Linked DNA regions of Homo sapiens: region 2 is linked to region 1. Evidence: chromatin loops called from intact Hi-C (ENCODE). Cell type or tissue: dorsolateral prefrontal cortex. All regions are shown on one strand. Links, peaks and the distances in the headings refer to the core of each region. The heading gives the core; the rest is flanking DNA.

Region 1 (8,006 bases), core at 1,415-6,414:
GAAAGAAAAAAGAGAATTTGCAACAGAGACAGTATGTGACCCACAAAGCCTGAAATACTATTTGGTCCTTTATAGGAAAAGGTTGCTGACCTTTGGCTTAATATGCTTTCCCTTTCAAATACATTTGCAATTTTAAATCAGCACAGTTTATACCAAGGACTAAATCTCTAAAGGAGGAATTTCAAGAAACGCCTTAAATAGAAAGGAAAATAGTTTTCGACAGTGAAAATAGTATTTCATCTTGTGAATGTTTGCTCCCCTCCTCTCTGTTGAGACTAATTTTTCTACCAATGACTAAGAATCATTTCACGGTAATTAATTGAAGGTTTGGTACAGTAGGATCAAACAATCCAAAAGGTACTTAAACTCACCAGGCTAAATAGCATCTCAAATGATTATTGTGTTTCTCTTGGCCAACTCTGTCAGGCTGATCCAACTACCATGGGAATTGCTGTCATATCAGGTCTGGAATCAGCAAATTTGCTAGGCTAAGTATCCAGTTCTTTGCCACAGACCCTTGTGGTAATGAGTGTGGGAGCATGAAAGCTGACTCAGGAAGTCTTTAGGCACACTTCAGAGAAATAAAGTTGCCTGAAGTAAAATCTTTAGAAATCTTAAATTGTTAAAAAGCAATTGTGAAAAGGGGGGAAATTAAGCAATCTTTTTTATTTTTTGCCAACAAAGTGTTAACCTGAGACTCTCTGGGTAACTTTATCTACCACTTTAATTAGCCTTGAACAACTGGGAGACATTTTATGCTTTTGGCAACCAAAACAGCTGCAGGCAAGAGAATGGAATAAGGGAGTCCTGGGTAGAGACCTGATGGTCCTCTGAGGGCCCTCAAGTAAGTCACATAGGAAGCTAGCAGGTCTGTCTGTGAAGTTGATGTGGGGGTGGGGCAGGCATTTGTCTACTGAATCCAGGAGTCTGCGGGTGTTGTATCAACTGAAGGTAAGAGTGGGAGGAATGAAGGGCCACTTTCTTTTTGACCTTAATTGGGCTTGCTGAGATTCAAACATGAATGAATGGTCAATTGAGGGGCTGTGGTTTGCCAGAAATCTATTTGCATAAAGCAAGAAGGACACTTCCAGGGCAGAGGAACAGGCACATTTGGCACAGTCAAAAAATTCTTAATTATAAAAGGCAGAGGCACTTCTGAATACAGCACAGATTCTGTCTTCAGACTTGACTTTCAGCCCAGCTTCTGAGTATCTAAGTCCAACGTGTTGGGATTACAGGTGTGAATCACTACACTCAGCCACTTTATTTTTCTTAATTACATCAACTTGGTAGGGACATGGGTCTGCTATGGTCCTGGGGAAGGAGATGGAAGAGGCATGTAGAGGAGAAGACATTCAGGCTGAGAGTAAGACCTGCCACTAGAAATAAGGTCCAGGAAGGCAGGGGCTTTGTCTTGGTTTCCACTATGTCCCCTAACTTGAAAACAGGGCCTGGAATGTGAAGGTGCTGAAAAAATGTTCATTGAATAAACAAATGAAATACAGGCAAAGTATATACAGGTCCTATTGTAAAACATCATAAAGGACGATGAGGCAGTAGTCATTTCTCTTACTGGAGGTAATGACATTTCAAAAATCACTGAAGAAATACAATAAGAAAGAAACCTAATTAATTATACAACATCCTAACCCAACCATTATTACACTTCTATTGTTATACTTTCAGTATTTTATAATATGCAATTAAAATAGATTTATAATCAGAAAATTTCTGATGGGAAATATGGAACTTATTTTCAAAAGAACCAATCTGCCTTTACCGACAAAATATCACTAAAAACCAACATAGGTGATGTTACCTAAGTAAGTCTGAAATAATTATTGATAGCTAAATCAATACAACAAAGTATGTGGTATAAATCTTAGAGTTACTGGTAAAGAAAATATAAGACATGCATTCTCTTGCTAGTTCCTACTGTATGGGTTTCAGTGTTCTCATTTGTAAAATGAGAGGGCTGGGGCTCAATAATCTCAAAGGTTATTTTATTTAATTTAATCTCTAAATTTTATTTTACATGCCGATTGTAAAGCAGTTTGTGTGTGTGTATATACATAATATATAATAATATTAATTCAGACATAGGAGCTCCTTCCATGCAGAAGGAATATAGATTTTAGAAATTCACATTTTAAAAGCCATCTCCAATTTTTTGGGACTAATTTTTACCTGGAGGAATTGCAGTAAGTAGTTTACTTAATAGATAGACTGATTATTAGTATTTTAAATTCCCAAAGATAAATCTTTATCCTTCTAAACCAACAAAACAGAGAGTTAATTAAAAACAAAGTGACAACAACAACCCAACTAGGAGTAGTCAAAGGGGAAGAGTGATGGTAAAACGTAATTGGTTCATTGGCATAGAAATGGGATAAACACGCCGGGTGCGGTAGCTCACGCCTGTAATCCCAACACTTTGGGAGGCCGAGGTGGGTGGATCATGAGGTCAGGAGATCGAGACCATCCTGGCCAACATGGTGAAACCCCGTATCTACTAAAATACAAAAAAACAAAAAAACAAAAAACAAAACAAAAAAATTGCCGGGCATGGTGGCACGCGCCTGTACTCCCAGCTACTCGGGAGGCTGAGGCAGGGGAATCGCTTGAACCCGGGAGGCAGAGGTTGTAGTGAGCCGAGATCGCGCCATTGCACTCCAGCCTGGCAACAGAGTGAGACTCCGTCTAAAGGAAAAAAAAAAAAAAAAAAGAAAAAGGAGAAAGAAATGGGATAAAGAAAATTCTTTTTCTTTCTTGAGACAAGGTTCACTGTGTCACCCAGGCTAGAGTGTAGTGGCACAATCACGGCTCACTGCAGCCTCAACCTCCCAGGCTCAGGTGATTCTCCCACCTTAGCCTCCCAAGTAGCTGGGACTACAGGCACCTGTGACCACGCCTGGCTAATGTTTGTACTTTTTGTAGAGATGGGGTTTCACCATGTTGGCCAGGCTGGTCTCGAACTCCTGGCCTCAAGCCATCCTCCCGCCTTGGCCTCCCAAAGTGCTGGGATTACAGGCATGAGCCATCGCGCCCGGCCAGAAAATTACATCATTAGGCTTGTACATGGAGGAGTTAGTAATGCCTGAAATTTTTCCTCTTTGTAGAATTCAGGGTCAATCCTGTTGATCCTGTGTTTTTTTAAGGACCAAATCACCATCGTCTCCTGAGGATAACTCGACAGACACAATTAATTCATTAATGTAGATATTATCTTTCTTTTGATGGTCACAGGAGAAGTGCCTTGAATTGAAGCTTTATCTCTTCCATTGTCACCATCACTAGGCAGGTGAGGCTGACAGGACCGCGTGGCTTAAGGCAACGCCTCGGGAGGGAGCAAAAATGCATCCACTGTGGAGATGAGGTTTCGGTTGCCTCCATTCTTTAAATAGCGCAAACCCTCACAATGTCAAAAGAATCATATTTGAATTCGAACTGCAAGTAAGGAAATCGAAGTATACTAGAATTGATTTCCAGCCTGAAGGCGGATGCTGAATTCAGACCAGCAGTGACACTCCAGGATTTCCACGGTAGTTCATTAAAGGAGGAGAATCTGGGACTAAACAGACAGAGTCTACACCCGCTTATCCTGCACCAAAAAACGCCGAGATGTTCATCGGCATCGCGTTAGTCACATTAGCAGCAGCAATCGCATTATCAAAAACTGCAACACGCATGTAAATAATAGCTACTTTTCCACCACGTGTCGTCGGCCGGCAGTGGATGCCCCCTGTAGGATCCCTATAAGATGCCTTACAGTTCCCCACGGACATCTGCCCAGGCGACTGGGAGTCCCAGGCCCCACCCCACCCTCCAAACCCCTTCTTTGGCGTTCAATACCCCGCGCTCACCGCGGTCTCTTGCTGCCCCCTGCCAGGCCCCTAGCGTCGGGCTGCGAAGGGCTGAAGTACCGCCACGAGGGGGCGCAGGACCAACGACATCACCTCTGCGCGCGACCCGAGGCCGGAAGTTAGTCTTTTCCACTTCCGCTCCTCCTAGCCGCTCCGGACCCCAGAGGCGGAAGTAAAAGCGAACTACAGTGGATGGGTGCAGTTCAGGGTGAGATTGGGAAGGTGGTGAGGCTGTGCTTTCCTTTCTTTTTGTTAAGAAGTGGGTGTGGGTGACTGCTGTACAGTGCAGCCCTTTGCAGATTTGTCTTTGGAGGAGGAAGAGGGATGGAAAGAGCCTTCGGTGTGGAATTACCTTGGTTTTGAGTTAAGAAAGACCCACCTGGGTTCGAACCCTAATGCTTCAGCTAGCGAAGGCAGGCTAGTATGGGAGCTCGGCGCTGTTTCAGATTTTGTAATTTTAAGGCTTATGCCTACCTTTTAAATTGTTGTGGGGAGTAAAGCGAGACAATATATATGAAGCACTTAGCTTTGGTACAAAACGTATTCGTGATTCCGCTACCTTTTCCCATCATATGTAGGCATGTACTTGCCGTTTTCTTTTCTGTATGTCTGAGAAATGTTGTTTGCAAGAGGTAATGCATCTCACGAGAACATAATGCAACGAGAACGTTAGCTGGGATCGATCTCTTATTTTGTATTAGGAAGGCCTGAAATATTTTGCCTTTTTTTTGTGTGTGTGTGTCATTTCCAGAGATAGCTGTTCTCCAGCCTTTCTGGAGGGATGCAGAGCCTTTCCTTAGGACAAACAAGGTGAGAAATGCATGTAAAGATCTCCAAACTTAGCTTGCTGTATCAAAAGAAGACCAGCTGGAATGTGGTATTTTAGGGCCAGTGATTAGTTATTTCCATTAACAGCCTTTTTAACAGGCCAGTTGTGGGGCAGAGGCGAACGTAAATCTTTTTTTAGACCCCTCATACTACAAGCATAGAAATTTTCAGTGTTTGTTAAGTTTGAACATTAGCCCTTTGGATAATGGTTTTGGTTAATTAAAAAGTCAATTTGAGAAATAGATCGAAGTCAATTTTTGAATAGGTACCATTTTTGAAATTTGTACGTGAGGAAAGTTGCTAACTTTCTTGTATTAGGCTATTTAGATGTTCATTTACCCTACTAGATATTATGAGTATTTTGAATGGAGATCCGTTGCTAAGAGTAAAGCATCATGGAGAATTTTGAAGTGTGACTTTTTTGGTACTAGAAACCGAAAAATAGATAAAGATAATTTGTATTTTCCATTGTTTTTCACACCAAAGGCCAGTTTTACTTGTTTAAATTTTTTCATCTGACTGCAAAGTAACACATATTCATTAAATAAAGTCCCAGTATTTCAGAAGTAGTACATAGCCTCTAATAATCTTTCAGAAATAAGTGTCATTCCACTTTCCCCCTCTGTATATATTAACGTCCCCCTCCCCGCCTTTAATATACATGGCATTATCCATACTGTTAAGCAGTTTGTCATGTAGAATATCTGACATCTTTTGATTGCAGTAGATCGGCCTTTATTTTTGGCACCTTTATAGTATATTGCATAGATGTACCACAATTTATTAATTATTCTATTGGTGGCCATTTGGGTTTCTTCTTCTTTGTTATAGCAAATAATGTTATGATGGTCATCCTTTTTCTTTCTTTCTTTTTCTTCTATTTTCTTTTTTTATGAGACAGATTCTTGCTCTGTTGCCCAGACTGGAGTGCAGTGGTGCAATCTCAGCTCACTACAACCTCCGCCTCCCAGGTTTAAGCAGTTATTGTGCCTTAGCCACCTGAGTAGCTGGGATTAGAGACATATATCACCATGCCTGGCTAATTTTAGTATTTTTAGTAGAGATGGGGTTTCGTCATGTTGGCCAGGCTGATCTCAAACTCCTGGCCAACATCTCAAAGTGGTGAGATTATAGGTGTGAAGCCACTGTGCTTGGCCTAGTCATCCTTTTTCATAACAAACACATATTGTCTTTTTTTCTTTTTGAGATGGGCTCACTCTGTCATCCAGGCTGGGGTGCAGTGGCTAGATTATGGCTCACTGCAGTCTGGATCTCCTGGGCTCAAGCAGTCCTCCTACCTCAGCCTTCTGAGCAGCTGGGACTATAGGTGTGTGCTGTTACAGTTGGCTAATGTTTTGATTTTTTGTAGAATAAGGGTCTCACTTTGTTGTCCAGGCTGGTCTCAAACTCCTGGGTTTAAGCAATCCTCCCACCTTGGCTTTCCAAAATGCTGGCATTACAGGTGTGAGCCGCTGCCCCTGGCCCTTTTTTCCCCCTTTGGATAATCTCCAAGAAGTGGAAATGCTGAATTAAAGGCTATGAACATTTAAAATTGTGGCAGCTGGTGCCAAATTCTGGTCCATTAACAATATTTGAGAATTTCCTCTGTTTCCTCATATGTTCATTAACAGTCAATATTATTAATTACTGTTTCTAAGTTTAGCTGAGACCACACATGTCATTTTTAGAGTAAATTTACTGCATTTTAGTATTGTAATCAAGACCAAATTTCTAGGTTTAGCTGAGACCACACATGTCATTTTTAGATGTCATTTTTAGAGTAAATTTATTGCATTTTAGTATTGTAATCAAGACCAAATTTCAGTTGCCAGTTGTAAGTCCATTTCAGCTCTTGTTTTCTATAAATAGAAAGCTTAGTTTTAGATTCCTTAGTAATAAATTATCATAAAACAAATGGTTGATTTCAGTGGTTAGTATTTTAAAGTAAGTTAAGGATTTGAGGGAAGATTATATTTGAATGGGACCTTGTCCTATGGATAGGCATCAGGAGGATGGGCCTTTCTAAAAGAAAGAACAGCTTAAGCAAAGGTAGGGAGACAGGAATGGGCAAGGATGTTTGGGATCAGAGGTTTGAGAGGCGATAGTGCTAGGTATTGAGGTGGTACAATAGAAGAGATAGCTAGAAAGGTAGTTAGAAGTAGATGGTAAGGTAGTTAGCTAACTGAAAAGGTAGCTAGAAAAAGATCACTTTGAAGATTTTGTTTTTTCGGGGAGAGCTACAGAAGGTCTTTAATCAGAGAATGAGGGACATAATCACATCATTTTACAAATGTCAGTATGGTGGCAGTTTCGAGTGATGGATGTCAGAGAAGCACATCAGGTGGCTGTTACAGGCTGGGTAAAAGAGAATGAAGACTTGTAACAGAATGAGAATTACAAAGAGTAGCGAGGTTGGATTTCAGAGAGATGCCAAAGAAGTTGAGTCTACGTGATTTGATGACTGGAGTTGAGGAAGAGGAAGAAAGCAAAGCTCACTTTTAGATTTTTATCACAAATGACTCTTAGATAGTGATTGTGATAATGATATCTTTAGTCAGAAGAGGGCAAATTTGGGGACTGGGAAAGATACTCAAGTTTGGGGCATGTTAAGTTTGTGTGGAAGAAACTTCCATGGAGGATGAGTTATACACAAGACATGAAATTTACTTGTGACAGATTTAGAAGAAACGTTTATAGATTTGTTACTTTTTGTTAGGAATTTTGGCTTACATTTTCACCTATTTTTAGTTTGTTATTAATAGAATTTCTGTTGAACATTCTGTGGCTTATTCAGCCTGTTTACCATGATGCTAATAGTCCTAAGAAAGTGCACTGTCTAGTAGTCTTCACACTTTTTTGATTGTGTACATTGTCAATAGAAATATGCCTACAATATATGTACATTTGTTTATTGATTATATATGTCTTACAGTACAATCATATTGTTTATATTATAAAACATATGTAGAAAGAATTTTTCAAAGGCTAAGACAAATACAAATTGTAGTTTTAACTATTTTCTTCCTCCATCCCATTGTATCATCTTGGACCTCTCTAGAAAGTACTGATCTGATTTCCAGCTGACGCATTCTGCCCCTTTATTCCAGTAGAGGTCAGTCGAGCATCTGGAAGAGAAAACAGGCTGTTGAACTATGCAAGGTAGAGCCGTCATTCTTCAGTTAGAAGGATAATTATATTTTAAAGTTTCTAAATTCATGCATTTTTGGAAGAGTAATTACAGAGTAGTATGTGGTATTACGGAGAAGTGAAGAATAGTGAGCTCAGTAGAGTATGGATCAATCTGAAATGTGCTTT
Region 2 (8,006 bases), core at 1,510-6,509, 300 kb before region 1:
AGAATCTATACAGAACTTAATTGAGCAAGCAAAAAAAAAAACCCTATTAAAAATGAGCAAAAGACATGAACAGATCTTATCAAAAGAAAACACACAAGCGGCCAACAAACATGAAAAAATGTTCAACATCAATAATAATCAGAGAAACGCAAATCAAAAACACAATGAGATACCACCTCACACCAGTCAGAATGACTATTACTAAAAAGTGAAAAAATAGATGCTGGCAAAGCTTTGGAGAAAAGGAAATGCTTATACACTGTGAGTGGGACTGTAAATTAGTTCAGCCACAGTAGAAAGCAGTTTGGAGACTTCTCAAAGAACTTAGAACTACCTTTTCATCATTAATCCCATCACTTGGTATATATCCAAAAGAAAATAAATTATTCTCCCAAAAGACAAATACTCCTGTATGTTCATCACAGTACTATTCACAATAGCAAAGACATGAAATCAACCTAGGTGCCCATCAACGGTGGATTTGATAAAGGAAATGTGGTATATACACACTATAGAATACTACACAGCCACAAAAAAGAATGAAACGATGTCCTTTGCAACAACGTGCATGCAACTGGAGGCCACTATCCTAAGTGAATTAGTTCAGGAACAGAAAACCAAATACCGCAAGCCCTCACTTATAAGTGAGAGCTAAACACTGGGTACTTATGGACATAAAGATGGCAAAAACAGACGCTGGGGACTACTGGAGGTGGGAGGGAGGGATGGGGGTAAGGGTTGAAAAACGTTTGGGTACTATGCTCAGTACCTGGATGATGGGATCAATCATACCCCAAACCTCAGCATCATGCAATATGCCCATGTAACAAATGTGCACATGTCCCTGAATTAAAAATAAAATTTGTAATTATTTTTAAAATTAAAAAAACCCAAGGCAATTGTTTTTAAAACATGTCTCCCCTAGAGCATACCAAATGCTTTGCCACAGAATTATGTAATTATGCCATGAACTCAATTTTATGAGCAAATAAGTATAATTTCAATCCAGTAACCAGCAAATCCGTTGTTGACTTTTGGAATATGCTATGTTATGTTTCATAGCGTGCCTTCCTAGTTATATTTTACAGATGTTGGTATTTTTGTTTGTATTTACTGATTATATACCAGTTGGACAGTGGAAGGGAAAGAACCTAAAATGATAAATCACCTGCAGATAGAAAAATGAGTAAATAATTTTCACCTAAATCAAATGTGTGCCATTTTCCCTTTCTGGGTTTTTTGCTTTCAATTAATACTAAATTTAGTTTTGTACACATAACCATTAGGAGGAAGAAAAGCCAACCTGTATCTTTATTTTAGCCAGTTCTCTAACAATTAATTATATATATTTAAAAGTTGGATTTTATCTGAGCTTTGGTTTACCTGTTATTTACTTTTTAAAAATACATGGGTGTTCGTACACCATATATATTCTTTTATATAACAGTTTGAAAGAGTTTTCCTGATTGCAGTGAAGTTAATGTTCCCCCTTTTTTAGTCATTAACAGTCAAATGAATAGTTAAATATATTAAAGATACAGAAATAGAAAATTTACAAGATGGATTAAATAAACACTTATAGGAGTTACTATGACAAAATATTTTGAAACTTACTTTCGAGTTATAAATAAAATTATTAAAGATAAAATTCCAACCTGTTCTCTCATGTGGAGTTTAAATCGCAAGTCGGAAACTTAGGATTTAGGCTAAAGAACGAATGTAAAGGGGAAGAAAACTGTATTCCAAAAACAAAAGGTTATATAAATTGCCAAATTAAGAAGGTTTTTTCACCTCTACCTTATGCTGAGTGAAGAAGGTAAGTATACTAAGCAGCTGCTTTTAATGCCTTTTATTTAAACAAAACAACGAAATCCATAGACTTCTGGAATACCAGCAAATTGTATGTGTTTTCAGTTAGTCATCATGTTATATTAACAGTTCATTAAACAAATGACAATTTGTAAATTCAGTCCACAGAATAGCATACTGAAAGGCTACACATGTAGAATTATTAGATAAAAAGGAACATCACTGCCCTTCATAAATTCTAGAAAGTTCATTGCATTCATTATTCACCTTTAAATTCAAAACTGGAATTTGATGATGATTGCAACTGCAGCTGAGGGCCATAAACTAAAACAATTTACTGGGTGTGGAAAAGGGGGCTGGGAAGAGCCGTGGGCTAACCATCCTGTTAACAAGGAGTGTCTCCTCATGAAGGTGGCAGCCACCAGAACGAGGTGCTGCCTCCTACCCTACAAATAGCAAGGGCCCATGCAAATGAAAAGTGAGCCTTTGAGATGAGTCTAGATAATAATGCATTGGAGATTTCCTGTTAAACTAGCACTCTTAAGAACATAGTGGCATTTTATTTCAATCATAGTATAAAACTCACTGGTTTATTCAATTTTATTATATTTTAGATGTTGGTATTAATATACCAAGCAAGATTCTTTTTAAGTTTTCTATTTCCCCTTTCTAAAAGCTCTATATCGGGTTCTTCAATTACATTCTCAAATTATACAAATACTACATGTTTTCTGACAAATACCGTATTTTGGTAATGTTAGGCTGGAAGTAAACTAGAGTCTTTCTGTAACTTTGACTTATCCTGCAATGTTTGGATGATGGGACACATCACCCTGGGAACTGTCTCAAAGCACAACCACATCTTAGGGCCCTACGCTCACTCCCCAAAGGCAGATCCGCCTCCAAAACTCCAAATCCTCATGGTCTCAGGCATCCCTTTTAAACACGGGCACAATCGTCACCTCTTTGAAATGAGAGCGTGCTTGATTATTCCTGGCCTCCAGTTGCTGGCCTTCATCCGGTGTTGGGGTGGGGGAGCCTGTCGGTTCCTGAAAAATAGCTCGGGGATAACTAAGACAAAAGACCCTGAGGAGCTCTGCCTCAACTGTGGCAAGCTGGGTCTTCCACGTCACCAAGTGTCATTTTCACCGTGCCTGTATGGTCCGCTGTTCATCCTGTTAGCGGACCCCGAAATCAGGCAGGAAAATAAAGCTCAGTGGGAGGGCCTCGGAGCAAGACAATCCCACCAAGATGGACTCGGGTTGATTAACGTGAGTGAACCTCTGAGGACCAGAATCCAGACTAGTAATTCTCCATCCCGGCTGCTCGTTAGATGCCCGGACCGACCCCCCCAGACCAATTCAATCAGAACATTCGGAGGGGCTTGTAAAATCTCCCGGGGAGATTCCGGTACGAAAGCCAAAGACTCAGACGCCCGTTCTCCACCCGCCTGCAGCGGCCAGCGCGGGTCCCTCTTAGGGAATTGAATGCAGGCCCCAGGCCTCCTCCTCGAGTATCCCAGTGTGACCGATGGCCAGCTCACAAACGCGCAGTGGGTGCGGCCGCGCCAGGGCGCAGCGGAGCAGAGGGCCCGGCCGCTTTCGGCCTGGGAAAGAGGAGCCACGGCCCGGAGAGGCGTCAGTGCTGGGCTGCGCCTGCGGAGGTCCTCGCAATTGCTGGACTCAACCGCGCGCGCCCCCTACCGGTCCTGCGAAGGAGCCGCAGCCGCCGCGGGAGGCCACAGGTGAAGCGAAGGGTGTGTCTTACTTCAGCAGCCCTGTAAGCCACGCCCAGATTCTCTCTCATTTTCCCACTTCTCATGGCTTTGCATGCTGTCCCACGTTACGTTAGCCTGTACTGAATGTCTCTTTTTCCACATTTAGAAAACAATTTGTTGATGCTGCAAGACATGAAAAAGTACTGTAACTCCCTGAATGTGCATGTCTTTCAGATAGGTAACAAATTACATTGGGCCATTGTTCAACTTTATTAATATTTGTTAAAACATAATTTGCATATATTTTTGCCTATCAAATTGGCAATATTTGTATGTATGTATGTATGTATTTATTTATTTTTTGCGACAGAGTTTCGCGCTTGTTGCCCAGGCTGGAGTGCAGTGGTGCAATCTCGGCTCATTGCAACCTCTGCCTCCTGGGTTCAAGTAATTCTCCTGTCTCAGCCTCCCGAGTAATTAGGATTACAGGCGCGCGCCGCCACGACCGGCTAATTTTGTATTTTTAGTAGAGACGGGGTTTCACCCTGTTGGCCAGGCTGGTCTCGAACTCCTGACCTCAAGTGATCTGCCTGCCTCGCCCCCTCAAAGTGGTGGGATTACAGGCGTGAACCACCGCGCCCAGCCATGTTTTTAAGTGAGATTCTTAATGCTTGTGAAAATAATGAGAGACTTTTTCATATAGTTTTTTGTTTGTCTTTTGAGACGGAGTTTTGCTCTTGTTGCCCAGGCTGGAGTGCAATGGCGTGATCTCGGCTCACCGCAACCTCCACCGCCCGGGTTCAAGCGATTCTCCTGCCGCAGCCTCCCGAGTAGCTGGGACTACAGGCGCCCGCCACTACGCCTGGCTAATTTTTTGTATTTTTAGTACAGACGGGGTTTCACCGTGTTAGCCAGGATGGTCTCGATCTCCTGATCTCGTGATCTGCACGCCTGGGCCTCTCAAGGTGCATATACATTTTTAAAATGTTGTGTATCAGCCTTTAAAATGCTCATATGGAAACAAATAATTGGTGGCAGCCTCTTCAATGCAATATTTTGCAGCTATAAAAATAGCTTTTCAAATAATATTTTATTTCAAATCACTGCATGTTAACCACTATGTATATTCTGGATTAATGGAAATTTCATTGCATATCTGTGCTGTTTAAAGAATAACACCCTTTCTTCCCCTCCCAAGTTCTGTATCATCAAATATAGTCAGGCAGATGTAGGTCAAAATATCATCTTTGTTACTGATAAAATAGTTTAGAGAAAATGGTGTTGATCTGCAGCTAAGTAGACTGCAATAATTTGCTCAGGAATTTGGCATAATTAGTCTGTCATCACACACAACCTTGGCCTCCCCACACAAGTATACAGTCCCCTTATTCTATGGAAGACAGCTGACTAGAACATAAATCTTGCAAGCAGACAGCCTTGAAAGTAAGAGCCCAGAAGGAGCTGAGCTCATGAGTCATCTGCCTGTCTTCTCCACAGAGGAGAAATTGTAGCAATAAAGCTCCAGGTCAGGGGCATTATGTGTAGAATTTCCTCCACAAGGAAATATGAAGCCAGGGAAGGCAATTATATCCCCATATGTTCTCAAGAAGAAGAAGAAAATCTGAACAAACCACTAACCATTAAAGAGAGCACAAAATAAATTTTACTGAACCTTCAGGGAATGCATTATCCCAAAATATGTAAAATGCTTCAACAAATAGCTAATTAGAATAGGCTTCCCAGCTCATTCTATGATGGTAGTATAACCTTGAAACCAAAACTGGACAAAGAGTATTAAAAAAAAATCAGCAAAATTACTAATGAACATGGGCATAAAAAATCTGAGTAAATGTTACATTTACTCAGTAATATAATGTGACCAGATTTATAATATATAATAATTGATAAGTAATGTCATATTATGTTACTATGTATTAATATTCATTACCATGTATAAACTATAGTAATTAGTAATATATTATTTATATATCATTTGTATATTACTTGTATAAGTAATAAATTTCTTATATTTTTATTATTTATATATTATACAAGTAATATATTCTTGTTTTATATATATATATATATACACACACAAACACACAAGTATTATATCATAACCAAGTTTGACTTATCCAAGAAATGCCTCATGCTTAATAATCTATTAATGTGGCCAGGCATGGTGGCTTACACCTGTAATCTCAGCACTTTGGGAGGCTGAGGCGAGTGGATCACCTGAGGTCAGGAGTTCGAGACCAGCCTGACTAACATGCAGAAACCCCATCTCTACTAAAAATACAAAATTAGCCCAGCATAGTGGCATGCACCTGTAGTCCCAGCTACTCAGGAGGCTGAGGCAGGAGAATCACTTGAACCTGGAAGGCGGAGGTTGCAGTGAGCCGAGATTGCACCACTGCACTCCAGTCTGGGCAACAGAGCAAGACTTTGTCTCAAAAAAAAAAAAAAAATGAGAGAATCTCTTAATGTAATATACCACACCAGTGATTAAAGGAACAAGACAAAGATAGCTGGTATTATCTCTACTATTCCACTTTGTACTAAAGGGGTTAAAAAATGCAATAAGACACTAAAATAAGTAAGTCATACAATTGGAAACAACTGTCAATACTTAGAATATTGTCTTTATAGAAAGTCTAGGAGAATGTATAAAGTTGTTAGAACTAATAAGAGAACCTAGTCAGATTGCTACATACAAGACCAACATATAAAAATTAGTAGTAGTTTCTATATGACAGTATTTTAAAAACTAAAAAAAGATATTATTCTCCATCGCAAAAGAAATATGCCATGTTATTAAATAGGAAGACTCAATACCATGGGTATATCACTTCTTTCCCAAATAAAGTTACAAATTTAATTTAATTCTAACTGAAATCCAAGCAAGATACTTTGTGGAACTTGACATACTTATCCTAAAATTGATCTGGCTATGTAAAGAACTGAGAATAACCACCATAGTTTTTAAGAAAAGGATAAAGTGAGAGGACTTTCTCTACCAGATATCCAGATTTATTACAAAGTTATAATCATTAAAACATGTGGTATTGATACCAACTTAGATAAAAAGGAATAGAACTGAAAGTTCAGAAACATCTCCACACATATATGAACTATGATTGAAGAATTAGAAATCAATGAATAATTTACTATTGAAAAATAAATTGTTGGAGACAATTGACTAGGCATGAGAAAATAAATTAGATCCTTATTTCACAGCATACACAAAATCATTTCCATGTGGATTAAAAACCTAATTGTGAAAAGCAAAGCATAGCATTTTTTAGAATTTATGGTTTCCTTACACTCTGGCTACACCTTTGTAAATAAGCACTCTGTTTTTGTTTTTTTGTTTTGTTTTTTTCTGGGATGGAGTTTCACTCTTGTTGCCCAGGCTGGAGTACAATGGCGTGATTTCTGCTCACTGCAACCTCTGCCTCAATGGGTTCAGGCGATTCTCCTGCCTCAGCCTCCCGAGTAGCTGGGATTACAGCCGTGCGCCACCATGCCCAGCTAATTTTTGCATTTTTAGTGGAGACAGAGTTTCACCATGATGGTCAGGCTGGTCTCAAACTCCTGACCTCGGGTGATCCAACTGCCCTGGCCTCCCTAAGTGCTGGGATTGCAGGCATGAGCCACCACGCCTGGCCAGCACTCTGTTAAAGTTTCCTCAAATTACTCAATTTGAGTGGATCATCTCTTTCTTGTAGGACTCTGATACAGAAGTAAATGTAGAAGAATTTCTTAAGGCACAAAAAGCAAAAAACCATAAAATTGAAATATGGCAAAAAACATTATGGAAATAGAAGATTACAAACCTAAATACTTTGACTCAGCCATAGTAAAAACAGATAAGACCATAAACTACATATTTTGAGAAACTTTGAGTGGAGATAATATGGACACACATTATGGGTTTTTTTTGTGTTTTGTGTTTTGTTTTTGTTTTTGAGATGGAATTTCACTCTTGTTGCTCAGGCTGGAGTGCATTGGTGTGATCTTGGCTCACTGCAACCTCCACCTCCTGAGTTCAAGCAATTCTGCCTCAGCGTCCCAAGTAGCTGGGACTACAGGCATGGACCACCACTCCCAGCTAATTTTTTTATTTTTATTTTTAGTAGAGACGGGGTTTCTCCATGTTGGCCAGGTTGGTCTTGAACTCCTGACCTCAGGTGATCCACCCACCTTGGCCTCCCAAAGTGCTGGGATTACAGGTGTGAGCCACCACGCCCAGCCTGGACATAGATTATCTTAATAACCTTCAAAACTTAAAGTTTTATTAAATATTTTTTTAGGACCGGACGTCATGGTGAAACCCCATCTCTACTAAAAATACAAAATTAGCTGGGCATGGTGGCGCATGCCTGTAATCCCAGCTACTCGGGAGGCTGAGGGAGGAGAACCACTTTGAACCCGGGAGGCAGAGGTTGCTGTGAACCGAGATTGTGCCATGGGCAACAAG

What was found. A loop is a pair of places that touch in the nucleus more often than their neighbours do. Peaks named below come from ENCODE experiments on the same cell type or tissue, not always from the same donor. Only the 100,000 strongest peaks of a DNase experiment are listed, where the experiment ranks them.
Region 2: it touches region 1 in a loop (10-fold over the local background); 6 of 110 quality-filtered maps call a loop at or near these places.

Annotation. Positions count from the first base shown.
Region 1 is chr7:91,876,722-91,884,727 of GRCh38, reverse strand. MTERF1 (mitochondrial transcription termination factor 1) reads left to right here and starts at 4,026. Exons shown (of 3, transcript NM_006980.5): 1 at 4,026-4,071; 2 at 4,615-4,673. The coding sequence starts at 4,645. LOC112267986 (a long non-coding RNA gene) reads right to left here and starts at 3,926. Exons shown (of 2, transcript XR_002956514.2): 1 at 3,864-3,926. In dorsolateral prefrontal cortex, for the core only: CTCF peaks have their summits at 3,709 and 3,917 (motif pointing right); DNase peaks (open chromatin) are centred at 3,017 and 3,927; H3K4me3 peaks cover 2,088 bases; H3K27ac peaks cover 1,168 bases.
Region 2 is chr7:92,174,554-92,182,559 of GRCh38, reverse strand. LRRD1 (leucine rich repeats and death domain containing 1) reads left to right here and starts at 3,418. Exons shown (of 6, transcript NM_001161528.2): 1 at 3,418-3,553. CYP51A1-AS1 (CYP51A1 antisense RNA 1) reads right to left here. Exons shown (of 3, transcript NR_122110.1): 3 at 1,835-3,709. RefSeq lists a silencer at 3,448-3,557. In dorsolateral prefrontal cortex, for the core only: CTCF peaks have their summits at 3,316 and 3,521 (motif pointing left); a DNase peak (open chromatin) is centred at 3,489; H3K4me3 peaks cover 1,401 bases; H3K27ac peaks cover 1,701 bases.